2 separate regions of the Homo sapiens genome follow, and region 2 is linked to region 1. Evidence: chromatin loops called from intact Hi-C (ENCODE). Cell type or tissue: heart left ventricle. All regions are shown on one strand. Links, peaks and the distances in the headings refer to the core of each region. The heading gives the core; the rest is flanking DNA. Region 1 overlaps GRK3 (G protein-coupled receptor kinase 3). Region 2 holds the start of MYO18B (myosin XVIIIB).

Region 1 (7,383 bases), core at 1,263-6,262:
CCACCATGCCTGGCTCATTTTTATTTTTATTTTTATCTTTATGGAAATGAGGTTCCACTGTGTTGCCCAGGCTGATCGCGAACTTCTGGGCTCAAGTGATCCTCCTGCCTCAACCTCCCAAAGTGCTGGGATTACAGGCATGAACCAGTGCACTTGACCTGATAATAGGATTCTTTACACTTTATTATCAGAGTGATCTTGAACCCTTCTGGAATTGCATAATGTCAGCCCCTGCATGGTCATTCTTCTGGGCATGTATCTAAGAACTGGATGCCCAGAGGAACAAGCATTTGCTGCGATTGCCTATAAATACTCAACAGATTTTTAAAGAATGTTTGTTAATATAATTACCGTAGGTTACTGTTTAGTAATTGCTGTGTTAAATTTATCTGTTGTGATATTATATAACATACACAGATTGGTTACATTTTATTATTTAAAAATATTATTTTTGACTTTGATAGCCTTTCTCAAAGCAAGCTGTAGAACACGTACAAAGTCATTTATCCAAGAAACAAGTGACATCAACTCTTTTTCAGGTAAGATAAAATTATTCCAAAATAAATAGATAATATTTGCTTAACACTTGGCCTTGGTGACATTCTTTTTGCATGTGCAATTACACTAGAGGACTTGCTTTGTAAAGACTGTGTTCTATTCTGGAGCTTTGTCTGGGACTATTTGAGTTTATTATCGCTTATCTTCCCATTGCAAAGTGTCCTTCTACCAACGTGCTTCCTAAAGCCTTTTCTGAAAAAGGTCATTAGAGCTTTGTCGTAACATTATGTTCTAGAAATCAGTCAAGATAAGACATCAGAGAAGCAAGTTTTTGCCCATTTGACATTCCAGCACCTGTGATGAGCAATGACTCTACAAGATTTATTTTGTAGTGCCAGGCTGTTGATACTTGCTGTGATTATCCTCTAGGGGAAATACAATTTATTTTCAAGATTCAGGAGCAAATGTTTGAGTGATCTTTGAGTCATGGGAAATTGTATTTTACCTTGGCTGTTCATATCTTGAACACAATACCGTCATACAGGTTTAAATGACAAGACTTGGAAAATCAGATTCCCAACTAATAGGCCTATGTATTTGGCATTCCTTAGATGAGGTGGTTTCACTTCCTCCCAAAAGCCTTTTCCATCCTGTGTTTTTTATAGAGGTGGCAGTGGTTTACAAGGACAGTCAGATTCTCCAATGAACAAAGTGCTTTTCATGTTTCTATAAATTACAAGAAATAGGAAAGAATGTCATTGAGTAATATAATGGTTTTAATAAGTGAAAATAATCAACTCATCTTTTTCCTGGATAAGTTGGGCATTTAAAGGGAGGTAAGTTGACTTTGGCATTTTTTTTTTTTTTTTTTTTTTGAGACAGAGTCTCGCTCTGTCGCCCAGGCTGGAGTGCAGTGGTGCTATCTCTGCTCATTGCAACCTCCGCCTCCCAGGTTCACGCCATTCTCCTGCCTCAGCCTCCCAAGTAGCTGGGACCACAGGTGCCCGCCAGCATGCCCAGCTAATTTTTGTATTTTTAGTAGAGACGGGGTTTCATTGTGTTAGCCAGGATGGTCTTGATCTCCTGATCTTGTGATCCGCCCGCCTCGGCCTCCCAAAGTGCTGGGATTACAGGCATGAGCCACCATGCCCGGCCAACTTTGGCATCTTATGATGGTGTTTATGCAAAATGAATTTGATTATTCAGCAGAGCAAATACCGATTTGGCTCTTAGAGCATATTTAGATAGTAACAAATTGGGTGTTACCTTTCTGTGACAATAATTAGATGGACTTTCATAAAATGTAATACCTGTCTGGATAGTAGTGGGTTATAAGCTTGGGTTATGAAATTCATTGACCTGACCTGGCTTTGAGTCCCAGGGCCGTAGCTGGAGGACCTTGGGTAAGCTCCTCCACCTTCCTAACTTCAGTTTTCTCATCTGTAAAGTGGAAATGACACTGCGCTCTCCCTGAAAGGGAGGTCTTGATTCAGTGAGAAGGGTGCACACGGGTTGCTTTGTACGAGGCCCGCCTATCACTGTGCTCCACAAATGTTAGCTATTATCACACATCTTACAGTCAGAAAGTACAGTGTCAATATCTGCTTTTTGTTGTCTCCATGATATTTGAGTGTCAGAATTTCAGTTTTCATCTGACTTTGCCATGGTACGTAGACAGCCTTATGGTCAATTACATTTAACATTGCTAAACCATACCTCATAATACATGGGTTTTACAAATCTGATTTTAGCTTCCACTATAACATAAATAACATTGAAAAAAAATTGTTCCAGTTGAGATACAAAGACCACTAGGATTCTTTCATACCTTCAAAAAACATTCATTTAGAAGCAATTTCTTTCATATATCTTTTAAAAAACACTTTATTGATTTGTTTTGTTCATTAAAAAAATAGTCAAAATTTTCTGGCTAAACAGATATAGAATGGGTATTATTCTTATTTCAGAGGTGAAGAAAATCTTATAAAGTTTATTAAAATAAGGAGTATATTAATGCAATTCTATGTATTATGTACCATCAGAGCATAATGACTAAAGTATAAGTAAAAGGTATATGTCTGAATGTCCTGTTTACAGAGGTACATTAACCAGTAAAGTCAGTTGAAGTTCATAGTAAAACAAAACTGTTTTTAAAGTAAATACGAATGCTTTTTATTAAATTCTTTTTGTTGTAAGATTGCCTTTAGAGGTAAGTAAGTGCATAGGTCCATTGGTGGCGGGCTTGGGAGGGGCCCTAGCTTGTGCTTGAGTGCTTCTAAAATGCACTGTGCCCTGAGCTCGGCTCTCAGTATTCTGAATCTTACCGAATTCTCACGACAGCCTTACAATTTAGATACGACTGTTCTCTTTTACAGATTAAGGGAACTGAGGATCAGAGAGGGAAAGTAGTCTGCTCCTCATCTCACTGTTGAACTCTGGCTTTCATACTCCTTAGCAAGCCTGTTGCGGTTCTTTCTGTTGAAAAGTGGCAGCATGGTAGATTCTACGTAGTCTTAGGAATTCCCAGTGACACTCATCTTTTACTTTATTAGCAGAAAGTAGGGATGTTTGATAAAATATGAAAGAAAAATATTAATTGACATAATAGCTTTTATAAATAGAAAAATCTGTGATCTATAAATGTAGCCTTTTCTTAGATCTTTGGACATTTGAATCTATTTCGTCTCTTGACTCTTTTGAACCTCTTGAGACTTGTCGAGGACTTGGCTAAGATAGATGTTGTGTGTTTCCTGGAATCAGGATTTCAGAGCTGGAAGGAACTTCAGAGAGAGATAATTTAGCTTCCTCTTTCACCACAAAGGGGACAAAGTCCATATGGTTTTCGCAACTAGCTCCAGTGCCTTCCCCAGGACAGGGATAGTTCTGCAAGTTGGGGTAGACTGGCTCACCCCCCACCACCGCCCCCTATCCCGCGTTGCCCGCCAGGCTAGCGTCCTTTCTGCTTGCAGGAAGCAAGGCTCCCAGAAGGACTGCAGCTGCCTCCCAGCCCATGTTTGGTTCCTGTGGCTTCTGCAGACTTCCTATTCTCATCACTTGGTTTGTACTGTTCCATGATGTAGTTTTTCTTTTATTTTGTTTTGTAAACTTTCAGGATGATCTATGAAGACATAAAAAAAAGGTTAAATTTGGATCATTCAATGAGCTGAGGGTGCCAAAATGTTTCCCAAAACTATCTAATTGACTCTGGGCTGAACTGTGAAATATTGTCTCTTTATATTTTTATAGTTCTTGATTTTAAAAGTTCATAACATGGAAAAGGAAAGCTGATGCTGTTTATTCAGTAATGGGTAAAGTGGCATGAAGTTGAAGTAGATGGTAGTTGTTCTCCATGAGGGGAAGAGCACTGTGCATGTGAACCAGGAGCCCTCGCCTTAACCCCAGTTTAGCCATGGACCTTCTCAGAGACCTTGGGAGTGCACCTGCCTGCAGTTTGGTAGCCTTACCTGTAAGATGAGGAGTGGGATTGGATCAACTCTCCCCTGTGGTTTTCTCTATGACTCTAAGAGATAGAAAATCAATAAATAAAATAGCTAATTAAAAAAAATTTCACTTCATGGACCTATTAGCTTTGAGTTTTTAAAACTCAGTGCAGATTACAGATGCTTTTATTAGCTTACAAGTTGTGCCACATAACTTGTGGGGCCCAGTGCAACGTGAAAACGCAGGGCTCCTCATACAAAAATGATTAAGAATTTCAAAATGGCAACAACAGAGCTTTAAACCCAGCACCAGGCTTTTCTGAGTCACACTTCCATGAAGCGAGCCCTGCTCCTGTAAGAAGTGTCTGTGACTTGCCAGGAGTCATATTAGGTAGTAGGAATATAGTGGCAAACAGGGCAGACTTGTCTGTGTCTTCATAGAATCAAGTGGTGTAGATAAATATTGATGAATGCATTAGTGAATATTAGACAAGCACGGAGAAGGGCAGGTACCAGACACAATGCTATGGGGAGTGCATAATTGGGAACTTCGCTTAACCTGAGTCTCATTGGTTTGTGTTTTTTTGATACATTCCGATTCATTCACCGTGGAATTTCTTTTCCATCTCTTCCAGCCATACATAGAAGAAATTTGTGAAAGCCTTCGAGGTGACATTTTTCAAAAATTTATGGAAAGGTATGAAACTTTATGCATATATATACACAATTTTTTATCATGTACGTGTACCTCATCTTATGCCGTAAATGCTGACCTTAAAATGTGTGTTAATCATTTAGCAAGTATTCACTGACCATGTACGATGTGCCAGGCTTTGTGTTAAACTGTTTCCTCAGTACTTTACATTATAATTTTAGGGTTTGTCTATCTTAACATCTCTTTGACCTTCAATTTCTCAGCTTCAATAGAGTCTAAAATATACACTGAGGAACCTCAATTTTAAAAAGTATCTTATTGAGAGACCTTTGCTAATAATGCAAACTTGACTATAATTTATCTGATTCATTTGCTTGGATTTTGGAAACATGTCTCCCAAAGCAGGACAAGCCTGTACTTGATTCTTCATGTAGGAGTAGAATTTAAGGACATAGGTCAATGTCTGTTTATGATCGTGTACATCATTAAATACCTAATAAATATGTCCCTTGGTTACTCAAACTATAGATCTACTGGTCAATTCTTCAGTTTTTTGAGTATGTCTCTGTGACAATGCACCACTGAAATTGGACCCTCTAAAACAGAATCTGCATTGACACTGACTTTATCAGCTTGGCTAATTTCTAGACAATATACGTGATGATAATATCTCATGCTAGAGCTTTCTGCAGCTGCTCAGTAATTGCACTTTAAGAACAAATGCTACTTTACTGTAGTTTTCTTCACCACATATTCACAGAACTAAAGCAATTAAAAAGAAAGTTGTGTTGCAATTCTATTGGAGTTCAAGAGGTAATTTTATCCTGGAGCAGAGTCAATATGTTGGGAAACTAATATTCTTACAGACGATTGTACTTTTCTGAGTAATAGCAGGAACTTTGCCAAAAAGCGCCAGCATCAAAGGGAGAGGGTGGGCTGCTGGCTCAGGGCTGAGTTGCAGCCAAGTCCTGGGCCATCTCCATGGCTGTTGGTCCTAAAATCTGACCTTTCCCAACTCTTGGGTAAACCTAACTTTTGTGTGATCCTTAAGGGAGAAGGGAGAGAGGGGAAGGTAATTGAAAGTGGGGAAGAGGTTCTCCCATGGATATTTTATAACTTTGCCATGCATCCTTTCACTTGAAACCAGGCTCACAGATATAGTGATTTTCGCTCATTGAGACAGTCATTTCATAGCCTCACAGTAAATGCAAACGATGCCGTTTGCATTTTAGGCAAGCAGGCACATGGGATTTTCTGCAGCCATTACAATTTTCTGTAAATAAATTATTTTTAAAGTTGATTTGTTAATTTCCATCAAATTAGAAAAAAGAATTCATGTCAGGTGATAAGTTTGGAGCTTTGATTTTGAAAAGCACAGGGACTCCATCAATATGGTCATGTAGCCTTTGACCTCATAGGGACTGGGCACACGAAGGGCCCCATGGAAAAGGTGATTTTTCCATGACCACCCTGAGTCTGATGGTAAAGAGGGAGCCATCAGCAATGCAGGGACATGTGCGATGTCTTCCCACCTTCCCTGAGGTCCAAGCAGGGCTGTGGGGCTGAGTTCCAGGTGAGGCAGAATTGGAGAGGGCAGTGGAGGCTTTCCCTCTTCTAGTTGAGAGCTATGCGCCTCATTCAGGCAGTGAACTTCAGTTGCTCAGCAGGACAACGACTGAGTCAGGAATCAGAGTTAAAAACACTTCTCCTACTCCACCCTTACTGCATCCCAGGCGTTTCCATGTCTTTAACCTCTGATCTTCTCTCCAAGATCCTTTGAAGTCATTTGCAAGGGCTCTAGCTACCTGAAGCCCTATCATTGTCTGGGCTCTTTCCTTTGTCACAGTTCCCCTCCTGTCAAAAGTGTCCCACTCAGTAACCAGGCATTGATTGGGAATAGCACTCAAATAACCCCCGTGGAGACAGGACTGAGCCTAGATACTCAGGGCCATCTGTACTTCCTAAAGAGGAACTTGTTACAGCAAATCCATTCTTAGTGGGCAAAATATGTAGGCACTTCTCTCTTCCTTGTTTGTTAACCCTCCTCAGCTAGTTGTAAAATGTGTCAGATTTCCATCCCCTGTCACCAGCTCTGGACTCCAGAATCTGTGAGAAAAGACAGTAAGAGCTAGCCTCACAAACCAAGTGCATTTCAAAGACCAGTCATAGATTTATAAATGGGAGTGCACCCAAATGTGGTTTTGCCTTTTGCATGCACCATACTTTTAAAAAATAGGTTGAAATAACTCTTAGAAAGTCTCAAAACATAATTTTAATTGACCAACTTCATTAGACATGTTAGGAGGATCAGTGAAACACTCTTTGTGAGTCATTTTAGATTCATTGAAAAAAAGATGCTATTGTAATTGCAACTATTCCTCTGCTTTTGATTTTTAATTTGATTGTTAGCCTCAGAAATATGTTAAAGATCCTTATTTTTTAAAAGGTCTATTGGTCGGGTGTGGTGGCTCGCCCCTGTAATCCCAGCACTTTGGGAGGCTGAGTCAGCAGGATCGCTTCAGGCTAGGGCTTCGACACCAGCCTGTACAACATAGCAACACCCACTATCTTCAAAAATAAAAATTAAAAACTAATAGCTTAGTGCGGTGGTGTGTGCCTGTAGTCCTAGCCACTTGGGGGGCTGAGGTGGGAGGATCACTTGAGCCTAGGAATTGAGGGTTGTATCGACCTAGGATTGCACCACTGCACTCCGGCCTGGGACACAGAGTGAGACCCTGTCTCCAAAAGAAAAAAAAAAATTGTAAAGCTCATTAAATGAAGCCCCTAGGG
Region 2 (7,383 bases), core at 832-5,831, 75 kb after region 1:
TTCATTGCTACAGGGATGGTGGCACACAAGTGAGGCCCCTGCAGTGGTCACAGGGATGGATTTTCATGATTGTTGTACATACGAACACGCATAGGCCTGTTCTCCAGTTTATTAACACACACATCCATGCACATCCATGCACATATACTCACAAACTTCCATGCTCACTGTACAGTCATATCCTACCCATGGGCACACAGGACAGCTTCTCTCTCTCTCTCTCTCTGTCTATGCCTGTCTCTGTCTCTGCTCTGTCTCTCTCTCTTACACACACACACACACAGTAGTTCCCCCTTATATGAAGGGAATACCTTCCAAGCCTCCCAGTGGATGTCTGAAACTGTGGATAGTACTGAACCTCCCTATACACTATGTTTTATCCTATATATTCATACCTATGATAAAGTTTTATTTATAAATTAGGCACAGTAAGAGATTAATAAAAATAATAATAAAGTCAACAATTATAACAATATACCTGTACTATAATAAAAGTTACATGAATGTGCTGTCTCTCTCTAACACCTTAATGTACTATACTCACCGATTGTTGGATGGTGGTTGACTGCAGGTAACTGGAACCTTGTAAAGTGAAACCACGAACGAAGGGGGACTTGTATACCCACACGGCTCCCCGATAGCAATGGAGATGACAGGACCCCGGAATGATAGAGATCAGGTGGCAGCACTCATCCTAGTGAGTGGCAAGGTGGAAGCAGCTCACAAGACGTATGGAGACGATTAACAGAATGTAGCATTCTAAGGGCAGAATAGATGGGCCACCAAAAAGGGTCCACTCCATTTGTACCATTAAAAACATTAAGGATGGGCTGGGTGTGGTGGCTCATGCCTGTAATCCCAATGCTTTGGGATGCTGAGGTGAGAGGATCACTTGAGGCCAGGAGTTCAAGACCAGCCTGGGCAACATAGCCAGACCCCATCTCTACCAAAAATTTAGAAAAATTAGCTGGGTGGTGTGGTGTATGTCTGCAGTCCCAGCTACTTGAGAGGCCAAGGTGGAAGGATCACTTGAGGTAAGGAGTTTGAGGCTTCAGTGAACCGTGATCAGGCCACTGTATTCCAGCCTGGGTGACAGAGTGAGACCCAGACTCTAAGAACATTTAAAGAAAAAAATTAGGGGCCGGGTGCAGTGGCTCACGCCTGTAATCCCAGCACTTTGGGAGGCTGAGGTGGGCAGATCACCTGAGGTCAGGAGTTTGAGACCAGCCTGGCTAACGTGGTGAAACCCTGTCTCTACTAAAAATACAAAAATTAGCCAGGCATGGTGGCAGGTGCCTGTAATCCCAGCTACTGAGGAGGCTGAGGCAGGAGAATCGCTTGAACCTGGGAGGCAGAGGTTGCAGTGAGCAGAGATTGTGCCATTGCACTCCAGCCTGGAGGACTAGAGCAAGACTTCATCTCAAAAAAAAAAATTAGGGATGATCAAGAGATAGAAGTCAATTGTCCATATAAAATGTCACAATCCCTTGGCTGTTTTGTGGATCCAGAACTCCTTAGCCTAAGGAGAGGCCAAATCTCCAGGGGAAAGGAACAACAACCCCACAGCAGGTATGTAAAGTGATGATTCCCTTGGTCTTTGCCCAGACAAACCCACAGCCACTTGAACTGTCCTGACACCCAACAGAATAGCACCACGATCCACTCTTTCCATGACACCACGCCAACTGGATCAGATGAGCCCAAAGCAGCCGGTTCTCTGGATGCCTTGATAAGAAAGCCTCCACCTTCTCGTCTTTTCCCCCAGCCTGGGGAATGAAGCCTGGAGACTGGACAGTAAATGCTCAGCTGGGTGACAAAATCTTGCTTATAAGGGCTGCCCTAAATCACCGTGTGCTCAAGGTAATACTTGGTCATCTTGTGTAGCAAAAATCCACCCACCACAGGTACCAACAAGGTGAATGGAGCAAACACATGCCATGTTGACTCCTTGGGGAACGGAGGTCCCTTCAAGTCAACGGAACCATCACTGCAGGTCATGGCCTATAGAGAGTCCCAGCCCTGGGCCCAGAGAATCATTTCTGCATGTCAACTCTACCACTTCAGACCAACAGCGTCGGAAAGACAGCAAGGACAGAAAAGCCCAGGAGCCAATGGTTCAGGACTTGTGATGCAAGGGGCGGGAGAAGGGAGGTTCTTGTTTCAATGTCAAATGATCTAGCACAACCTGGAGAAAACAGCTCACCGGGACCTGTCTCCAAACTCTTCCCCTGGTGTGGCCTAAATGTCCCATGCCACTCTCCACTGGGGGCCGCAGGGACCCCTCCTCAACCTCATGTATATTATGTATATTGTATTTTCTTTTTCTTTCTTTTCTTTTCTTTTTTTTTTCAAAATGTAGTTTTGCTCTTGTCGCCCAGGCTGGAGTGCAATGGCGCCATCTCTGCTCACTGCAACCTCTGACTCCTGGGTTCCAGCTATTCTCCTGCCTCAGCCTCCCGAGTTGCTGGGATTACAGGTGCCCGCCACCACGCCCAGCTAATTTTCGTATTTTTAGTAGAGGTGGGGTTTCACCATGTTGGCTAGGCTGGTCTCAAACTCCTGACCTCAAATGATCCACCCGCCTTAGCCTCCCAAAGTGCTGGGATTACAGGTGTGAGCCACCATACCCGGCCTAGACTGCCATTTTCTAAGCAGCCTTCCCTTAGTGTTTCAATGAACTTCTGATTGAATGCTAATTTTCAAGACCTCGGCAGAAGTGAGTACTTTGGGAAAATATTGCTCGATGAGCTCTGGGGAAAGAGGAGCAGCACCACATAGCAATTATTGAAACAATTCTCACAGGAGCAGTATCATGCTGGGCTGATTGCGGTCTTTGGAACCAGAAAGACTTGGATTTGAGTCATGACTCTACCCTTTGCTAGCTGCATGGACCTGCATGGTTTATCCAATTTATTGAAGTCTGTACTTTGCTCCTTTTAGGCAGTGGACAAAGCACTTTTTTTGTTGTTGTTTTTTTGAGATAGAGTCTCTTATCGCCTAGGCTAGAGTGCAGTGGCGTGACCTTAGCTCATTGCAACCTCCGCCTCCTGGGTTCAAGCAATTCTCCTGCCTCAGCCTCCCAAGTAGCTGGGATCACAGACAACCACTACCCCACCCAGCTGATTTTTTTTTTTTTTTTTGAGATGGAGTCTCTCTCTGTCACCCAGGCTGGAGTGCAGTGGCGCGATCTCGGCTTACTGCAAGCTCCGCCTGTAGCTGGGACTACAGGCGCCCACCACCACGCCCGGCTAATTTTGTTTTTGTATTTTTAGTAGAGACGGGGTTTCACTGTGTTAGCCAGGATGGTCTCAATCTCCTGACCTCGTGATATGCCCACCTCGGCTTCCCAAAGTGCCGGGATTACAGACGTGAGCCACCGTGCCAGGCCCAAAGCACTTTTTTATAGCCCCTAGTTTGCTGTTGTGTCTGTTTCCTCTACGGCCCGCACAGCCTGGGTTTGAATTCTGGCTCTCCATGGCCTTGGGCAAGTTGGTTAACTTTTTGTGTCTCAATTTCCCCACTTGTAAAGTGGGGCTGGGGAAAAACCCTACCTCATAGGGAACATTAAGTGAGTTCATGAAAGCCCTCGGTGTGTGGCATGCGATAACCACTACCTAAGCATAAGGTATGTTTACATGCACTGGTTGTTTACCACGACGCACCAGCATTCATTCAAGTTATTTTCTTCCAGAGTCTGCCTGGAATGTAGAACCGGCCAGCTCTCCTCCTCAAACAGTTCCTGCAACCTCTGGTTATCTGTGTGGGCAGAGGCGGGAGTGTGGGTGTGTGGCCCTGCCCTGGGACAGGGATGACGAGAGAGCATGTGCTTGTGTCCAGAGCTGTCCCCTTCCCTGCTCAGGGGCCACCAAATATGTCCATGGTCTCTGCTGCCTGGTCAACGGCCACCCCGGGCTGCCGTCTCCTGGCCAGACCTGGAGCTCACAAGCTAATTTTAGAAATGACTGGTCGACTCAGCTGCTGCTATCACATTGGCCCAGAAGGAGGGTGGGGGGAGGACGGGTCGGGGAGGGGCAGTAAGGGGAAGGGATGTGTGTCGGTGTGTGTGGAGAGGGTGCTCCTTCGCTCCTGCTTTCCCGGCTCGGTGGGGTCCCTTCGCGGCCACCCGGGGAGACGTCTTAGACAGTCGTGGTTCCTGTGATCTGTGTCCTCTTTGCAGAAGGTACTATTGGGCTGGGTTTTAGACGGGCACCTTGCGAGCGGATCGGCGAGTTTTAATTTTCCGGAATGCGCTGCTGGGGGCTGCGGTGGCAGGCCTCCGGTCTTTTGGTCTATTTTAGGCCTTTCTGGTGTTGAGAGCTTCCGAGGCCTGATTCCTTTGCCTGTTGCCCGTGCTGCTCACTTTGAAAACAAGAGTGTTTCGGTGGAAGGATTTGAGAACAAAATGCTGGGGCAAATGGACATTCGTAAGAATCACTCTCCTCAGGCCCCAGCTGTTCGCTAATAATTTTTAAAAATGTGTTTAGAATCATGAGTTAATCTCCACTGTGAATCTTTGCCCGCAGACGTCAGGGTTTATATTTTTCCTCAACTACCAGTAATTTCTGCTTCACTGGTGTTCAGTTATGGTCGGGGAAGAGCCAGGCTTCCCCTTTCGTGTTAACAACGCTGTTGAGTCGAAATGTTAATTTTAATGTTCTTTTTTAAACTGCAAATTAAGCATGTATGAGTGTTGGGGGAAGGGCAATGGAAGTTCATGGCTGAAGGTTTCAATTTCATGCCACCTTCCTTGAGCTCTGTCTGAGGGAAGGTGTCTTATCTGGCACCCCGGATAGCAGGCATTTCTCTGAATGAAGAAGATTCACAGGTCCCAGTGGCCCCATAGTGGGGCAGAAGGGGGCTATGCTTTGACATGGAGCTCTCTCCCAGGAGAGGAGAAGACCTCACCAGCTACAGGCCTCTGGGCTGCTGCCTTCCTGCAGCTTTTCCATGGAGGAGGCCAGGAGTGGGGAGGCCCGGAATGGGGAGCCCAGTCGGCTCCCAGTCGGCTCCAAGCTGTCCAGTCTGGCCTCAACCCGCAAGTGTGGGGATCTGGGCTTCTATCCTGTAGGGCCTGGAATACGACGAGGCTGTTACTTTCACTTTGTGGCTGTCCAAAAAGATGCTGCCTCATTCAGTGCACCAGCTCATGGAGGCTGAGTGTCCCACTAGGGCTTCTAGACTCCAACAAGGATAATGGTGGCCTTGGGTGCTGTATCCATTGCTGACCTAAGTTGTATTCTCCTATGCCTGGGTACCATGTCCAGTGTGTACCTTGGGAGCAGAAAAGAGAGGGGTCTATATACTCTTAGGCTATGGATGAGTTCTAGAAAATAATAGTGGAGAGGAGAGAGAGAAAAGAAGGAAGAGGAGGAGGAGAAGGAGAAGAAGAGAAGGAGGAGGAGGAAAAAAGCAGGAGGAGAAAGAGAAGAAGGAGGAGAAGAATAATAGCAAAGGAAAAGGCCAAAAGAAAAGGCCAAGTGGGTGGAGGAGGGAGGAGAAGGAGGAAGAGGAGGAGGAGAGGGAGTCTCCTGGTCTCCTGGCTTTTGAAGGGCTGCATGTTACCAATCAACAAATATTTGATGTCACCTGCCTCCAGGCCTGGTCACCTTGAATATCCTGGTGTGGGCTCTGTAACCTTGGATGAGTACTCTCCCCAGTCGGAACTTAGTTTCTCCTTCTAAAACCTGAGGGGGTTGGGCTAGACCACCTCTGGGATCTTTCCTAGGATTCAGCATCCAGGAAGGTTTTTCTTGAAGTGACGGTCGTTGACGACCTACCCATCAGACTCATGTGGGGCAGGAGGCGGGGGGCTGTTTTAAAATGCAGATTCCTGGGTTCATCCTAGACCTTTTGAACAGTCTTGGGGGAAGGGGCCCAGAAATCCACAGATTTTAAACCTCACAGGTGGTTCTGGTGCCCACCCAAATTGGAGAAGAGCTTTTCCTTTCACTTGAGCTAACAAAACCACAGAAGGCTGTTGCTCAGCACCTGCCCTGTCAAAACTCATGGAATTTCCATGTTTCACAAACATGGAAAACGTGCACAGCACTTTATTAGGGTCTAACTATCGCAAAGATTTTATTGGGCAGGTGTTCCTCCAGGGGTAAGATCAAGACTTTCTATGGCATTTTGAGGTGGGAATGGAGGGCCCCCAAACTGAGCAGAACCACTTCCAGCTGCCAAAAGATAGGGACCTGGGGCTGTGAGCCTACAAGGCTATGGGGAGATGGCCCTTCACTGGGTCCTGCTAGATACAAACAACTGTCTGAATGGCCCATTTGAAGCACATGGTCAGCTGCTGTGGTGTGTGGCATATCTTTAATATTTAAACAAAGTGGCCGGGCGCGGGGGCTCACGCCTTTAATCCCAGCACTTTGGGAGGCCGAGGTGGGCAGATCACGAGGTCAGGAGATCGAGACCATCCTGGCTAACACGGTGAAACCCCGTCTCTACTAAAAACACAAAAAAAAATTAGCCGGGCGTGGTGGTGGGTGCCTGTAGTCCCAGCTACTTGGGAGGCTGAGGCAGGAGAATGGCATGAACCTGGGAGGTGGAGCTTGCAGTGAGCCGAGATCACGCCATTGCACTCCAGCCTGGGGACAGAGAGAGACTCCGTCTCAAAAATAAAAATAAAAATAAAAATAAACAAAATGAAATTAAATTTTCTGAAAAATGGAGGAGGTGGGTTTGAGACCAGGGAGGATCCCCCTCCCCTCCAGAGTGCTGCCAAATCCAACCCCTCCTGTTGAGAGATGGTGCAGCTGAGGCACAGAGAGGGAAAGCCACTTGTTCAAGGACACACAGCCCTGCAGCAAGAGCATTGGGCCAAGATCAGCCCCTGCTGTCACGGCTGGTGTTCAGGGAGCAACCACGAGCCCCTTATGTTAGAAATAATAGTCAAATCCACCATATATATTATCCCCCCGCACCAAGATCTTAAGGAAAGGATAAACCTCAGCTCTCATTTGAATGGGGGCAGCAAAAATAAATTGCGTCTTATTTTATTTTTATTTTGAAACAAGGGCTGGCTCTATCACCCAGGCTGGTGTGCAGTGGCCCAATCTCGGCTCACTGCAACCTCTGCCTCCGAGGTTTAAGCCATCCTCCCATCTCAACCTCCTGAGTAGCTGGGACTACAGGAGTGCACCACCACGCCCGGCTAATTTTTATACTTTTTGTAGAGATGGGGTTTCACCATGTTGCCCAGTCTGGTCTCAAACTTGGGAGCTCAAGTGATCCACCCACCTCAGCCTCCCAAAGTGTTGGGATTACAGGCGTGGAACCACTGCGCCTGGCAGAAAATGAACTTTATGACACAAACAAGGGCCTTGGACATCAAGGTAGATTTCTCTCTCTCTGACACACACACACACACACACACAC

Evidence for each region. Peaks named below come from ENCODE experiments on the same cell type or tissue, not always from the same donor. Only the 100,000 strongest peaks of a DNase experiment are listed, where the experiment ranks them.
Region 2: a loop joins it to region 1, with 2.3 times the contacts of the local background. A loop is called at or near these places in 1 of 110 quality-filtered maps.

Annotation. Positions count from the first base shown.
Region 1 is chr22:25,663,166-25,670,548 of GRCh38, forward strand. It overlaps GRK3 (G protein-coupled receptor kinase 3), which reads left to right. Exons shown (of 21, transcript NM_005160.4): 5 at 465-539; 6 at 4,574-4,635. Among named protein-coding and RNA genes, the nearest start is that of MYO18B, 75 kb to the right of the region's middle. In heart left ventricle, for the core only: no CTCF peak of the experiment used is centred there; a DNase peak (open chromatin) is centred at 3,446; H3K4me3 peaks cover 771 bases; H3K27ac peaks cover 438 bases.
Region 2 is chr22:25,738,114-25,745,496 of GRCh38, forward strand. It overlaps MYO18B (myosin XVIIIB), which reads left to right and starts at 4,075. Exons shown (of 44, transcript NM_032608.7): 1 at 4,075-4,180. In heart left ventricle, for the core only: no CTCF peak of the experiment used is centred there; a DNase peak (open chromatin) is centred at 3,898; H3K4me3 peaks cover 1,900 bases; H3K27ac peaks cover 2,594 bases.